Linked DNA regions of Mus musculus: region 1 is linked to region 2. Evidence: chromatin loops called from intact Hi-C (ENCODE). Cell type or tissue: gastrocnemius. All regions are shown on one strand.

The links. A loop is a pair of places that touch in the nucleus more often than their neighbours do. Peaks named below come from ENCODE experiments on the same cell type or tissue, not always from the same donor. Only the 100,000 strongest peaks of a DNase experiment are listed, where the experiment ranks them.
Region 1: it touches region 2 in a loop (2.3-fold over the local background); 2 of 42 quality-filtered maps call a loop at or near these places.

Annotation. Positions count from the first base shown.
Region 1 is chr16:76,315,244-76,323,243 of GRCm38, reverse strand. The region is part of intron 3 of Nrip1 (nuclear receptor interacting protein 1); the gene reads left to right. Among named protein-coding and RNA genes, the nearest start is that of Gm30569, 19 kb to the right of the region's middle. In gastrocnemius, no CTCF peak of the experiment used is centred here; DNase peaks (open chromatin) are centred at 1,488 and 3,267; H3K4me3 peaks cover 343 bases; H3K27ac peaks cover 2,321 bases.
Region 2 is chr16:76,428,820-76,436,819 of GRCm38, reverse strand. It overlaps Gm52253 (a long non-coding RNA gene), which reads right to left and starts at 4,009. Exons shown (of 3, transcript XR_003951937.1): 1 at 3,810-4,009; 2 at 3,387-3,568. In gastrocnemius, no CTCF peak of the experiment used is centred here; DNase peaks (open chromatin) are centred at 3,529 and 4,287; H3K4me3 peaks cover 1,497 bases; H3K27ac peaks cover 2,973 bases.

The sequences.
Region 1 (8,000 bases), 110 kb after region 2:
ACTGTGTTCTGAGCGCTAGAGCTGGTGTGTTTGTTTATTTGTTTGTTTTGTCATTGTTGGTTTTTGTTTTTTGTTTTTGTTTTTTTTTTTCTTCTTCCCAGACAGGGTTTCACTGTATAGCCTTGGATGTCCTGGACCTCCAAGCTCTAAAGACCAAGCTTCCAGGAACTCACAGAGATCCCCATGCCTCTGCCTCCTGAGTTCTGGGATCAAAGGTGTGCACTACTGTGCCCCACTCTGTTATTTTGTTTTTGTTTTTATCATTTTGTATTGTTTGGTTTTAGAATAATTATTTTCAAACTTGCCTACTATAGCTCCTGCATTGAAATCCAAAGGCCCTGCTTTGGGAAAGGCCAAACATTTACCTCTCTTTAGTCTGTTTTCTGCTGCTCTAACAATATACCCAAGGCTGAGTACCGGAAGAGGAATGCATGTTTCTCGGTACTGAGCAGTCTGGGAGCACTGTGCAGTCATTTGCTTGGTGTCTGGTGAAGGCTGCATGGTACATCCTAAGAATCACTGGATAGCAGGGGATACTGCGCAGTGAGAGCACTCAGAGACCTGCCATTCTAAGTGCTAATTTCTTCCTTTATAGGGGCCACACCTTTATGACATCATTCCATCCCGTTAGTACCATTAGTGGATGAAATTGAGGATGCAGGCTCTAACACATAAGTCTGGGGGTGTCACACTCAAACCATAGCAAGGAAGCCTCAACTGCCTCGCTCTTCTTTCTCTTTTGGCCTATACATGGATGGAGATGCTGAGAACAGTGTGGAAAAGGGCACGTTTGCCTCTCCCAGCAAACAGCACTGAGCTAGCTTTACCAGGTTCTTCTCAGGTCCTTCTCAGGTCTGTTTCTAGTCACATGATACTATTTGATTGTCACTTTAGCAAGGTATATGCAATCGTACCTGGTCTTCGATTTAACCAGCCCAGAGCTTATTTTTCAAACACTGAAAGTCCTAGATTCGTGTCGATGGAGTGATTTGATTTTTACAGTGCTGCAAATCTAAGATATAGCTGTAGTTTTCAGGTTTATCACCATGACACTAAAGTATAGTCAAGGAAAAAAAAAATACCCAGCTTGAATTCATTATAAATAAAACGGAAGGAATGTTTACTTTTGAGGACTAATAGTTCCCCCCTCCCTTCTTTTTGTGATTTCTTGCTTACATAATTTGTTATGAAAGAGTGCTTCTAGGTAAGCCATCTCTCCAGAGTGCTTGTAACGTCTTCTGTTCTGCTCTGGAAGGGTTAAGAGGAGACAGCATCCTGTCAAAGACCTTGTTTTTAATTTTGCTTCTCATACTGGCGCTGATCCTGCTAAGAGCAGCCCAGATTAGTTCGGGAAACCTTTGAAGAGATTTAAGATGTCCTTCAGCCAGTTTGAAGGTTTTTGTCTTGCAAATCCAGTACAAGGGCGCCTGCAGGCATCTCGACCCTTGCTGAGCCGCTGATGCAGCTCAAGGTCACTCTAACCCGCCCTGTGACATTCAACAACAACAGAAAAAAAATTATGCGGTGGAACTGCTTCAGCATTCAGCCAACCAACAACTTCCTCAGTGAGGGAACTGGGGAAGAAGTCTCTCTCCCCTCCCCCCACCTCTACTCTCTTTTTTTTTTGGGGGGGGGGGAGGCTTTGTGAATTTTTTGCTGTAGGAAATAATCCCGGATTTCTGGTGTGCGTGATGACAAGGTCATTTCTTAATTAGAACACATGTAAAGAAGAAAGCTAAATGGCTTCAAAACAGCTTTGTAGTTGATGGAGAGGATTTAAATTATTTAAAGAGATAGTCACCCATGTATGATGGAAACCGAATTCTAAAGGCATTAACTCCTTCCTCCCCATCTCCTTGCCCTTTCTTTGCATTCTCCATGTCTGACATTGCGGGGTTGCACTCTAAAATAAGGAAAATTTGTCCAAGAGTCTGGTTTATGTTTTGAGACAAAACATAATTTATAAATGTAATCCTGAGATAAACTTTTAATGGAGTTTTCTCTCGGAGACACGGCTCCTGGAAATTTTATCAAATGGCTGGAAGAACTAGGGCTGACCCTCTGGCGGCTGTGATTCATTTATACTGTATAGGAGGGAGGTGCGTAGGGCCTGATACCTTCTCTCTCTCCCCCCTGACACACCCACTTCCGATGGAGATGCCTCACTGAACTCATTAGCCCCTGTTTCTTTCAAATCAACAGCGGATCCAGATCAGGTCTTTCAAGTTTCCAAGAATTGACACGGATTTAAAATGGACCTTCCAAAATTTGTTTCTGAGGGCAGTTGACATGCTAAGGCTAATAACACCAGACCCATGAATACTTCACAGCCATGTTGGGTTTGCTCTGCTGTGGGCCAGTAGCTCAATGAGATAGACTCCAGGAGAGTCAATGTCTTCTGCTTGGACTTCATGCATGACCCTGGGGCCCAATAATGAAAGATTAATTAATTTTATGATTGTTATATTTATAGGTATTAGATATAAACCATTAAAATTGTTATTTCTTTATGTGAGAGAAAATCACATTTGGGCCGAGAAACTTGATTTGAGTTTGATGATATTGGCAGAAGAATTTCCTCAGAATTCAGACCCCATTGCTTTTCTGCAAATAGGAGCTAATGGGAATCTGGCCAACTAGTGTGTAAAGATGTATAGTAGTTTCAGTGTGAGTATTTTAACAGGTAGTTTGGATTCTGTAAGCTACACTTAACATTTTTAAGTTGGAGTGGATAACACAGTAGATTGTATAAGAACTACCTAGAATTTACTAGACCTGTTCTTGGGAGGGATTTTCTTCCTGTCAAGAAACATTTGTTTTGAGTCCATGAAAAGAAAAAGGACTCTTACATCAAGACACATAGTTTTAGGTACAGATATCGAAAAGGATTTCAGGTTTGCCAAGAGACATAGTAGAAGGGACTCTATATGCAGGGACATGGCGCCAGGCAGTGAGCTTTGCCCTTGCCTGGAGTCTGGTATGCCCTAAATGTCATGTATGACCCAAGCTCACCTGCTACTCGTTCTAATTTACTGTCCTAATTCATCGATTTGTTATCGCTAATTGTTCTTCATTTACTTGTGTGTAGTTTCCAGTACCTAAAGGGTTGAAAGGTTGCTGTAATTGGCACCCGCAGCTGCTCTTTCTTTTGACAGGGGATAATTTTGCAGCCTATGCTTTGTGTGACAGCTGCCTAATTGGGCATTCTCCTCTTGTAGCAAGCCTGCCTCCTCCAGCCTCCCTGCTGACAAATGGTGGTGGATTATAGATGAGGACAAGCTGACCCATTCGACCTTGCTGAGACAGCGGGGAGGGGCCTCCTGCTACTTTAGGGAAGCTTTAGGTCATTTAGAGGACAAGGTCAGGAGCCAGGTGGAGAAATGACATGATATCACATGACAGTAGCCTGGTGACATGGTCCGCATGTCAAGGACAAAGGTATCAGTATTGATTAAACATTCCTGCAATACTTCACTGCATTCCCTATTTCTTAATTATTGCTCCTGAGGTTTTTTTTTTTTTTTTTAGGAGAGTGTGGGGTGCAAAGGAAGGGCGCAGAAAGAACGCACTAAGCTGTGTTTTAACTGTGCCAGAGCATTTGTTTACATGAAAATAGACGTGCTTGGGGAAGCTTCCTAATGAAGTTTGTTCAGTTAGACGAGTGTTCTATTCTGCTCTTAATTATAGTTTAGTTTGCCGCCCTTTGGCTAGCAGGGCTTCTCAAGGTATTCACACACGAAGGCAGACAAATTAAAATGAGGTAATGTGTGTTGGTATAAAAAGTGTTTCCCTTCTGTCATCCCGCTCTCCAATGACTGGCATGGCTTTTGTGTGTTGAATAAAAGAAAAATAAGTCAATGGCAACTATAAATGGCTAATTAAAGAGAACCTGAAAACTCTAGGTTTAAGAGATCAAATACCCGCCTGTGCCTCCAGACTCTAAAGTGTTACAGATACTCTTTAAAGCACTTCTGAGACCTGAGCATATTTTCAAATGGCATGGAATTATACTTAGTGTAATAGCTTCGAGATAAATGGAAATTCTTTCATTGTTATTAGCAAGGCACACGCTCTTTTTTGATAGTAGGTTTGAGCTATTCCATTTTAAGTGTAAAATCAGAAGAATCCATGCTGAGTCTATTAACCCTATCATATCACTTGAAAGTTCTATCTGTGAGTTATATACTGGATAGATAGCCCAATTTGTAAGAATGTCTCCTTTTTGAAAACAGTGAGCATTTGTAACACACAACAGATCATGGTTCTCAGGAGTGGAAAAAACAATTGTTTTGCATGCTGTCAGGTAGAAGCCCTCAGTGGAACAGTGGGACATTTTATCCCTCTGAGGATAAAAATTGAAGAATGATAAAATATGGGGTGTTGTATATGTGTGTGTTTGTGTGTGCACTCATGTGTAAAATGATGGTTTGCCTACGCCGGGCATGTGTTGAGCTGTTCTCAAAGCCTGACTCGGTCTTGGTGGAGGTTTAATCCTGTGCCCTTGTGCGTGTACACTTGATTAGTAGTTGTGGTTATCTCAGCAGAAGACATACCGCCCTCCTCCTTGTATTGGTCGGGACCCGGGCACTGGGGAGTCAAGGCAAAGGAGAAAGAAGAGAGGTTTTGCATTAGTATGCTATGAAAGCCTTACTGGCTGCAGAACAAATTGATTGCTCCGTCGGTCGGTATACCTGTGCTTGGCACCACTGCTGTGAAAGAAAGGTAGGGCTGGGATCTGTTTGATTGTATGACATATTGTGACACTCCAGGAATATTTAACATGCGCCCTTTCTGTGGCACGTGCTGGATGTCTGAGGAAAGAAAAAAAAAAAAAAAAAAAAACCCTGAAATGAATGAAGGTGTATAGGAGGAGTAGGCTACAGCTTGGTTCACTTCAGCCATGAGTTTATGCGAGTGAGATCATTTTGCTAAAAGGCAGCCACTGGGAACGTAACCTGATTGATACTGAGACCCTCAAAATCCTGAGGCGCTGATGTGTTTCCTGGCTGGAAATGTGTCAGGCAAAGATGAGATTCATGCTAACTCGTGAGATTTTTAACTGTGGAGTGGGAGGGGCCATGGGAGTCATTAGGCACATAATTAGTTTAGGAAATGATTTTCGGTACGTCCTACCCTTACAGGTCCAGTGGAGTACAGAGGATAAGTCCTTTCAGGATAAGATTTTTCAGGTTAGGAAGAAGTGCAGCAGCTGCTATGTGGTCTTAAACTATCTTAAGAAATGTGTTATTTAGTTTGTTCTTTGGATGTTTCTTCTGTATAAACATACTCTTAGGATTCCGTGGTAGGAAAAAGGAATTAAGTGGGTTTTTTTTTCTCTCATATCTTTTCGGGGGGAAAAAAAAAATCTACGACTTATTTTCCAATAGGGACTTGTAGTTGGCAATTTGGGATTGGGATATATGAACTAAATGGATGTTGTAGAATTTTAAAATATGATCCATGTACGTGCAGTTGCAGTTGGACATCTCCACTATCTGAGGCACTTCTGACCATGGTCACTGCATGTCTGGCTGTGTGTACGTCTGTCCTGTGAGGGGAGAGCCATCCTCCCTCTTGTCTTAGCCTCTTACCTCCCATGAACTCCTGCTGCCCTTTGCCCTCTCTGCCAACGTCTCAGTGTGCTGAATATCATCTGAGTGCTAGGTCCGCGGCTGTTAATGTGTAATGGGTTCAAGATGGATGCTTCATTGTTTACTTTTATATTAAAATGCGTGTATAGCCTGGCTACAGACTACACGCTTACTTTCCTGAATGAACGTAGGTTTGTTCCATGTTTGCCAATCTTTAGACCTCATAAAGACTTCCTGATACAGATGGAGCGGTTATACGACAGGCAGCGATCTAGGTCCCTGTGCTGATTAAAGAAAAATGGTTGATTTCGGGAGCATTTCACACATTTATAAACTCAAACACAAAGACACGGATTCTCACATAAAACAGTGACGAACATCAGCCACGTCAGGTCGTCGATTACGTAATGGCGCATTTTTAAACACTTTTATATTACGTGGCAAAACTAGCATTACTAAGTATATTTTAAATTGAATATAGCCATCAAGGGTCTCAGTGCTGTAGTTTAGTGCAATTATTTTGTGGTTTACTTACTATCAGAAAAGATAAAGGACAGATACGCACAGAAGTCAGAGCCAGAATATTTTATTTTCTAGGATAAGAAAAGTTGTTAAAGTCTTTGCTGGTTTTGGTTTTACATTTTTTCGTGACTTTAAAATTTTGATAAGGTGTTGGGATGTTTGTCCCTCCTTTTAAAAACTTGTATCTTGTATAATAAGTTTGTTCTTGGACAGTCTCACACAAGTGTGCAATGCACTCTTGTTCCTCTGGCCCCACTCCCACCCACCCTCGCCCATCTCCTTTCCACTCTTGTCCGCATCACCCTTCCGTGTCCACTTCCAACTCTGTTTCTCCTTTTGTTTGGTTTTGTGGCCCAACAAGTTGTATGAGGAGCGTCCATGTGACCATGGATTTGCTGGTGTTTTGGGGAGTATGATGCGTTCATCTTGAGAACAAGACTGGTAAAGACTGCCTAAGGATGGGGTAGGGGTGGGGGTCAGGGGATGGGGAAGAGCAGGGAGGAGGGTTAGCCGAAACAAAAGTTGAATGGATAATCCTCATGGAAGCCTGCTATACTGTAATCCAGTGACAAAAAAGACTCTCACTCATGGCTGAGGAATGCTGGGTCTAAAAGCCAAGGTTTTCTTAGACAGAATTCCCAAGACTTTCCTTCTGAGTGTTGGTCTTTCCCACTTTCAGAACAAATACTAGGAACACACACATACACACACATACACACACACACATTATATGCCATGTATGTGTATACACATATATAAAATGTATAATCATGCATCTATGTACATATAATGCCATAATAATTAGCCAAGGAAAATTAGGATAAAAGGATAACCAAAGAAAAGTTTGATTCTTTTATATTTTCTTGTTTTATTTTTTTATCAAGGAACCAAGGCTATGTTTTGTTTTTCAGAATATCCATAATGCTTACATGTTGTCTGGTACATAATAGCTGCTCAATAAATCGATTTTGAACAACTGGTGATAGACTAGATATAAAACCCCTCCCCACCCCCCATTTTCTCTCTTTTGTCCATTTCCATCTTCAGTTAGCCCTGTGCCTGTGGAAGTGAATTTTTTTTTTTCGCATCTATTGGCTTCTAGAAGTATTTTAGGTATTAAAGAAACAGGACCTCGGTTTTGTAGAACCAACTATGACACCATTTCTTCAGCGTCTTTGTCCTACTTGTTGAGATGTCTGATGGAGCCTCACATTGGGCCCCTTAGTTGTATCCTTAGGAGCCCCTTTCCACAGCAGGTGCCTGCTTCTGGCCCTGCTTATCTGCTGATCTGCTGTGATACTGAGTATTTTTTAAAACTGTTTTTATTTAAAGCTATAGAACTCTGTAAGGATTTCATTTGGGCATTTGCCTATTTGTTAACTAATATCAACTAGTTTAAACATTCAGGAAAATTGTATGCTAACTTCAGTCAGAGAGGCCTGGGTAATTAGGAGGAAAATAAACATTTAGTTTTTACGATTAATTGATGCTATGAAGTTAAACTTATTCACGAGAACAGCATAATGTGTGTTACACCTTTTTAAACCTACTTAATAAGTCAACGTTTTTTCTTACTTGGCATTTAAGGCCCTGTGGGCATGAACCAGTGTGCCTTAAGCCCTAGACCAAGGACATTAACGAAGGAAAATAAGGACGAGGAGAAGAAGACAAATGAAAGAGAAGTTTGAGTTTTATAATTTTTGTTTCTTATTGTTCGAAACAAGGAACACAGGAACTGGTGTCCGAGGTCATGTGACCACTGGGAAGATGAGACTTCATATATGTTGTTTCACATAGGCAGGCTAGCACCTAGCATGGGTCTGACACGGATGTCAGCTAGCTTCGTGAAACAACTGTCTTTCTGTCATCGGATATAAACTGTGTTGA
Region 2 (8,000 bases):
GCTTGAAACCTCATGAGTGCTTGGAGAATGTCTTTTTGAAAATATTGCATTCCATTGCTGCAATTATGGAAGAGAATATCTAATAATATTATTAAATAATAATTTCTCCACAAATTGGTGTGTGTGTGTGTGTGTGTGTGTGTGTGTGTGTGTGTTATCTTCCCAAGTAGAGTACAAGCTAGCTGGATACTACGTGTTACACTGTCTTTGCCTTCCCATATCTTTATTCTCTTAGCAGCATTCTCATGACTAGGAGACCCTTCTCCCATAATTATTGTTTACTTCTTGCTGCACGGTAAGAACAAAACTGAAAGTAAAAAAGATATGAAAGATGTCACCTGCATCCTTTAGCTGACCAGATTCTAATCAGAGTGTGATAGTTACTATGAGCTGACAGATCGTCCGATTTCTTTCTTTTGTGTTGGAAACGGAATGTTGGATGCTAATTCTCACCTTTGCACGATGTGTGGCAAACTGGCCTTCAGTTATGACATCTAAATATAATACTAGTGACATCTGGGCATTGTAGTACCATTGGATGTCACAAAAGTTTCGTACAGTTACTGGGGAAAGATTGCTACCAATGCAAGAAGCCATTATTAGCAAGCCAGCTTCTAAGAGCTGATGAGCACCATCGTGGTAAGACGGCAGGACGTTTTGCAGAGGCAGGCCATCACTTTAAATGTTCATTTCACGCTTATGTTTCATCTGGCCCATATTTTTGAAGTCACTTTCTATCGTGCCTCTCTTCTCAACACTGATTTTATTTTGACGGACTCCGCTTCCCTGGAGGAAGGCACATATGGAAAAACCTGGGCACCACTGAGCTGCTAATAATAATTATCCTCTGCCCTTTCTCGGCTCCCTTCATCTGAGGATATCAAAGCACTTTGCAAAGTGGTGTCTATAATTACCTCCATTGTACTAAAGGAAAACGACAAGGGGTTTACAGGTTGACGATGGAAAGAAAGAAAGAAAGAAAGAAAGAAAGAAAGAAAGAAAGAAAGAAAGAAAGAAAGAAAGAAAGAAAGGAAAAAGCACAAAGTCCCAGTCCCTTCTTCTGTCTTCTCCTCTTCTGGACTCCAGGACTTTAAAGAAAAGGGGACCTGTGCTAGACTAGGGGATGCAAGAAAAAGAGGATCAAGTCTTCAGGATGGGCTCTTCACTCCAGTAGAGACTATTTGCAGTCAGAGAGCATTTGAAGACAAATGGCCGAAGCACTAAGCAGCAAAGCCCTGGAGGGCATGCTCAAATTCTGTTAATGATACTAATCAAAGCCTTTGAGAGGGATTGCCAGTGAACCTACTAGAGTGGGTGGCAGGTTCTCCACATTGCCGGGCCTGTGCTATCTTCTTTCCCACCTGAGTAAAACAGCTTGTAACTGGAAAAGCACAGAAGTCTACATTTCCCACAAGAAGCCGAGTTGAGGGCTAACAGGCTGCCTTTCTCGTTCTCCTGAAGGCTACAAGGGTTTTGGGATTTGAAGGGCATCAGCGGCTTCCCTTTTGTTCCTTAGGACATTATTTATTCTTAGAATACTCAGACTTCTCTTTCTCCGTTCTAGTTGAAGAATCAATGGTATATCTCAAACTGATAAGTTTCCCCTAAAAAAATGGAAAAAAATGGAAGAAGTAGAGAGGACTTTAAAGAAAAGGGGATCTGGGTTAGACTGCCATTAGCTGTGGGGCCTAAGAATTGGTAAGAGTGGTTGTGGTCTTTTTGACAGGAGCTATGGCCTGAGGGCTTCCAGAACAAACGAGAAGCTAGGAGCCATTAAAGCTGTAATGCAGTGAAGTGTTCAGGCCTCCAAGTTATTCGGAGAACATCTGGAAGGTGGAGAGGGCACTGGGTATTATATAAATGTTACGAATACATCCCATAGCAGATACTTGGGAATATTTCATTGCTATTCATTTATACAAGAACACCAAGACTCTTTATACATATAATAAAGCTAATTTTACATTTAATAGACACAATTTTATTTCGTGTTAATAAAATCAGAATCGTATTAAATTTTAGAAGTGAGTAAAACTTTTATAACATTAGGATTATCTTTCTGGCTTCTAGTTGCCAATTAAAATGTTCTTGCTTCAATCTCTTCAGATTTAAATTGAGTTTTATGATGCTCTCTCTATCTTTCTCTTAGGAGTATCAGCATTGTTTTTAAAAAAAAGGTCACACTAGGTTGTCTTATCGAGGTGGCTCAGAAGGTAAAGTCGCAAGCTTGGCAAGTTGGGTTTAATCTCCAGAGGCCGGGAGTAGGAGGAAACCAACTCCACGAAGTTGTCTCCTGACCTCTACACGCATGCTGTCTATGACAAATGTGTCCTCCAGCTCTACACTCAGAATAAATAAAATATAAATGAAAAAAGGTAAGATTTTCACAACAAGCTGTTTATTATATTTATTTTTCATACCCTCTGTCATGCACATCTCTTATCTGTTTGATTTTTGACACAGGGTCTCACTCACTGTGTAGTGTAGCTCAAGATGGCTTGTTCTCACTCTCTCTCTCTCTCTCTCTCTCTCTCTCTCTCTCTCTCTTTCTCTTGGTTTTTCGAGACAGGGTTTCTCTGTATAGCTCTGGCTGTCCTGGAGCTCACTTTGTAGACCAGGCTGGCCTCGAACTCAGAAATCCACCTACTTCTGCCTCCGGAGTGCTGGGATTAAAGGCGTGCAAAAATGACTTTCTCTTAAATCCTCCTGCTTCAGCCTTCCAAATTCTGGGATTATAAGCATGTGCCACGATGTGCTTCCTGTCATATTTTTAGCTGAATGATAATGGTTTTATTTTGTTTTGTGTTTTTCTGATCAATAAGGAACGGAGGATGCTTAAGTCTAGGAAATTTTAGCCATTACTTATGAAGCATCTATAAAAGGTTTCACTGTCTGGTTCTGAGTTAAGACATATCTTCCATCATTTCATCCTTAAAATACCACTGAACTCGGCACTTGCGTTATTTGCATTTTACAGGCTAGGAGATTGCCGCTTAGAACATAAGTTTTCTGACTTTGTCTCATAGGTTAAAAAAAAAAAAACAAAAAACAAAAAAAAAAAAGATGCAGCTATCATTAGAACCCAGGTCACACTGCCTCTCTTGCCGACTGCAACTTTAACCTGTTACATAACTGATTCTTAAGTTTCTGGTTCTGCGACCTCGACCTTCGCTGTGTCTAGCTAAGTCATCACAGACCACGAGCCATTGCTCTCTGCTCCAACATCCTCAGCCAGTTTGGCATACATGTTTGATCGGGCTGGAAACGTCGACGTTAATAACCCTAACACGTAAACTCCCATGCTTTCTTTAAGCCTGGGAAACTCCCCCTCCGCCCCCATGCCTTGGTCCACTTTAACGGCTAAAATGCCCTCTCCCAGAGATGACCTTGCTGAGTGTCGTTTCTTGGTAAGTAGATCTCTACCGCCGATGACTTTTGATTCATCGTCACGCTGCTATTTGGTGTCAGTGAGGAGTACGCTGGAAGTGGCCGCCCATCTTGTGCTCGTATAAAGGGAAACAGGTGGCTGGTCATGTTGGACGCATTCCCTCTGGCAGCGGTGGGAAAGCTGCAATTTGTATTTAGCATTTTAATTGAGGCTGGCATTTGCAGAGCCACTTTTCTCTTTATAAGTCTTTTCAGATGAGAGAAAACCAAAATAGAAAGTATTATAACTCCTTCCTGTGTCGTGAACATTTAGCTCCTGAAGGCGAAACTTCCCTGTACTTTGCTCAGAGCATTTGCCTGCTCTGAGGCTAACAATCAGTTGATGGGAAAAAAACAAAAAAACAAAAAAACCGAGTACTCACAGGTGTTCAGGGACCAGGGAGAGTAAATGTTTTTGTCAACATTTTCATCAACTTTCCCCCACGATCACCAAGACTCTCCAAATAGAATCTGCTGACTTCAGTGCAGGGTCAGTGTTCCAGTGACTCACACAGCCAGGTAGCAGAGAACAAACAGGCTCAACAAAAGAGATGGCCTATGGAAATGGGAGTTCCTTATTGCTAAGGAAAGCTAAGTTTTTTCACAAAATTGTAGAACCCGGCAGGGGCAGGGAGGGATCCACTATTGTGGTGCCTACAGAGTCTCACTTAGCCGGAGCCTCAACAAATGCACACACCCTCTAACAACTGCTTCCCTCCCCTTCCTCTCCCAACTCCTAGAGTGCACCAGAGGCATTCAGTTCCTCCGTGAAAACACTCCTGAACCAGATCCAGCGAGGCTCCTACCCACGCCACTTCCCAGAAGCTAGCCCTGCCAAGGTCTCCAGTAACATGCTCACTGCCAAAACCAAATGGCAAGGCTCCATCCTGATGCTCCCTGACCTACGTACAGAATTTGACACTGCTGATAACCAATTACACAACTCTCCCTTCTTGGCTTCTGAGCCTCTTTCCTCATTTAGCCGGCATCTCACTCCATCTGATTTAGACACCCCTCTGCCTGTATCACCCCCGCCCGCCTCCCAAGGGCTTGCTCCTAGTTGTTTTGCTGTCCGCGTGTTTCATCTGTGGCTGCCTCACAGGTAGCACAGGTCACTATATGTTTATTGTATTAGAATCCCGGTGCCTAGACAGTGGTTGTAAAATAGGGAATGCTCAAAGATGTCTGTTGACTCTACACACATACTTAATAGATCAATTACTGTATTTACTTCAGTCCTGTCTATTTGCCTGGCTGGAATTCAAGACACAGGACCCATCCATCATACTATTTCTTGGTTTTGTTTTGTTCTGCACAGGTTGTCATTGTTCCAGCCTGGCTTAGAACTTACCATGCATCAGAAGATGGCCTTGAACTTCCAATCCTTCTGATTTCTGGGATTCTACGCGTGAGCGACCATGTCCAGTCTACTCAGTGCTATGGACAGATCTCAGGGCTTCAAGCATGACCTACAAACACTCCAGGGACTAAGCTCTGTTTTACACCCACCCCCTCCATTTATATTAAACAGAAAGTGTTTGTCTTTCCTTCAACTTTCCCCACATCCAACAACATCCATGCATGAATAAACAACACTGATAAATAACAATGGCCCTGAATAAAACTCCTCACTTACTTGGTTGTTTTTCAATTTCTTTTTCCAGTTCCCAATTAAATCTGCTTTTTCAGTCATGACATTTTCCGAATGGGATTTGTCTTCGTTTTTAACACTTCCAGTAGGTTTTTACGGTATTTGTGCAGGATAAATTGTAAAAAGCACTCTATGTTCAATCGACATTTTGTATTGTAAGTACTTGCCCAGATACATTACAGTGTGGCCAATTAATATGTGTTGAGTGACGGCCCCACGAACAAATGGATTTTTGTGTATTGTTCTTCAATTTGATCATTAAGGTCATCCTACGTGTGAACTAGCTATTCTATTATCTGATTACTTTTGTCATTTTAATTACCAAGGCATATAATCCCAGAGGTGATACAATCAAAGGCATAGCAATCTATTATTTCAGTGAAAAAATAGAAATGTAATTCAATACATTTAATTCTGTCTAAAGGTTTATACGAAACCCCTCATCTCCTGATTCCATTTGGCTATGAATCTCCAGAGAATTCCAGGTCACAGTATGTCATCACCATAATTACTCAGTTTGTTGATGATCTTCCCATCCCTGTGTGTCCGTGGGGTCATGTGTGTCCATGGGGTCATGAACAGGTTTTCACCACGTAGCCCAGGCTGGCTTATCATCCTCCTATCCTTTCACTTGAGCCTCAACTGCTGGGATTACAGTTGCTCCATCACGCTGGCCCAAAGTTATCTTTCCCATTTATTACTTACTGTATGCTAACACTTCCTCGAGGCCATTTTTAAATTTTTCTGTATAAATCATCTTAGATCCTCATTATTTTTAGATGCCTTGCTGTCTTAGTTACTTTCTATCGCTGTGAAGAGACAGGATGAGCCGGACAATTTATAAAAGAAAACATTTAATTGGTAGCAGATTACAGGTTCAGAGGGTTAGGAAAGCCCATGCCTATCATGGTGCGGAGCATGGTAGCAGACAGGAAGGCATGGTGCTAGAGCTAGAGCTAAAGGTCTACTGCTGGTCCACATGTAGGAGGGAGGGAGGGAGGGAAGGAGGGAGGGAGGGAGAGAAAAAGAGAGAGGAGAGAGAGAGGAGAGAGGGGAGAGAGAGAAGAGAGGAGAGAGAGAGAGAGCGCGCTAACTGGGATGGTATGGGCTTTTGAAATCTCAAAAGCTACCTTAGTAAAACACCTCCAACAAAGCTACGCCTCCTAATTCTTTCTAAACAGTTCAGCAAATTCAGAACAAGCATTCAAGTGAGCCCACAGAGCCATTCTCATTCAAACCAGCACAGAAATGTCCTTCCTCCTGTCTTGGTCAAGTCTCTGAATATATTACAGTGATGTGTCTGCTAACACAGCTCCTCTAGCGATCCTTCTCTTTACATGTCCCGTTAAATAGATGGACGGATGGATAAGCAGACAAGCAAATTAACTTCCAGTGTATTTTATTTTAAAATTTCTTAATACATTCTTCTAGGACTAAAGTCTTACTCCAGAGAAATATTTTATTTTATCCTTGCAAAGTAAGCACAGCTTTCCCAAATTTCAATAAACTGAAATTGCTTATATTCCAATGCCATTATATCTGTGGTCCTGTTTTTTTTGTATTTCTGATTATAAACTTCTAAAAGCAAGAACTGTTATTTATTACACTCAATCTCAAACCTTTTAGCACTGTTCTGTGGGGATAGAGACAATTAAAACATTATAAGTCAGCTAAACATTATTAGATACATATGTGAAACTACACTGATATCTGAAACCTCGAAAATCAATGGGCTCTTCCCCCTCTGACCAGTATATTTATTGAGCTTTGCTAGAGGGTGTGTATAATCAAAAAATGGACCCCTTCCATTCTTCAATGATTCTCGCTAGATCAATAGTATTTCCCGTTTAGTAAAATGTGATGTCTCATGACTTTTCATGGCAAGCTGTGTAATTGGAACAGATTCATTTGACTAGCATGAAGAGTGGTGAATCACAAGAAGCCTCACAATGAGCTAAAACAGAAGCCTCTGTGGCTAGTTTTCATCCTAAAGAGAAGGCCTTTTCACTTTGTTGATGCTTTGACCCCTCCGAGTTGATTATTTTACTTCTGAAACACTTGTATTCCAAATTCCTATTTGTGCTACTACAGTCAGACTCCTGCCCCCAACATTTTAGGCCTTTGATAAAATATAAATGAGCAACAGCTTCCTGCTAAACACAAGTTCCCCTTCTGGCTTTGCCTTGTCTAAATGTTCCTCTTGAATGCCCAGAGGACTTTCCCTTCCTGCTTGGCAAAGTCCTAAATTAGTTTGAATCACATTATTCTTACATCCATTGCATGTACCTGCATTATGATTCCAAGGGTAATTTGTGTCCTTTAACCATACTGTGCTTATCATCAATGCTTCAAGGGATTGCAGTCTGGCCTTGATCTCACTCAGGTCCTCAAGGTTGTTTGGAGGGTGTGGGGTTGGCGCTGCTCTGTGGCACAGTATTGGTTTCATGCTGGTAAAACTCAGAGCTCTATTCCTCAACCAAAGCAGTGATTTTCTAACGGCAATGCGATTTGTGTTTCTTCAGTCACACTTGCCAGCTTCTGCCCCTCCAAAAAGTTGCATCCCTTCCTACCCTTTGAAATTCAAAACAAGCCGTTTGTTCTAGAGTATTTCTGTTCTAGATTTCATTGTATGAGAATCAGATAAAAATCTTATTTCACTGCCATTTGTTTTCTTTCTTACTTGCTACAGGTGTGGTTTTGATTTCCATTAAAAGCGTAAAAAGTACTACTGGAAATCACATTAAAAATTTAGGAAAATATGGGGGAAGCATAAGAAGTTTAGTTGAATTAAGTAAGTAGGCTTGGTCAACTTTTTGCTCTTTCTCTTTCATATATTTATCTTTGTTTGACTAGATTACACTAAAGCTGGATCAGTTCTTGCACGAGAACGCATGAATTCTGAGACCTTTGCTTTTGAACAACC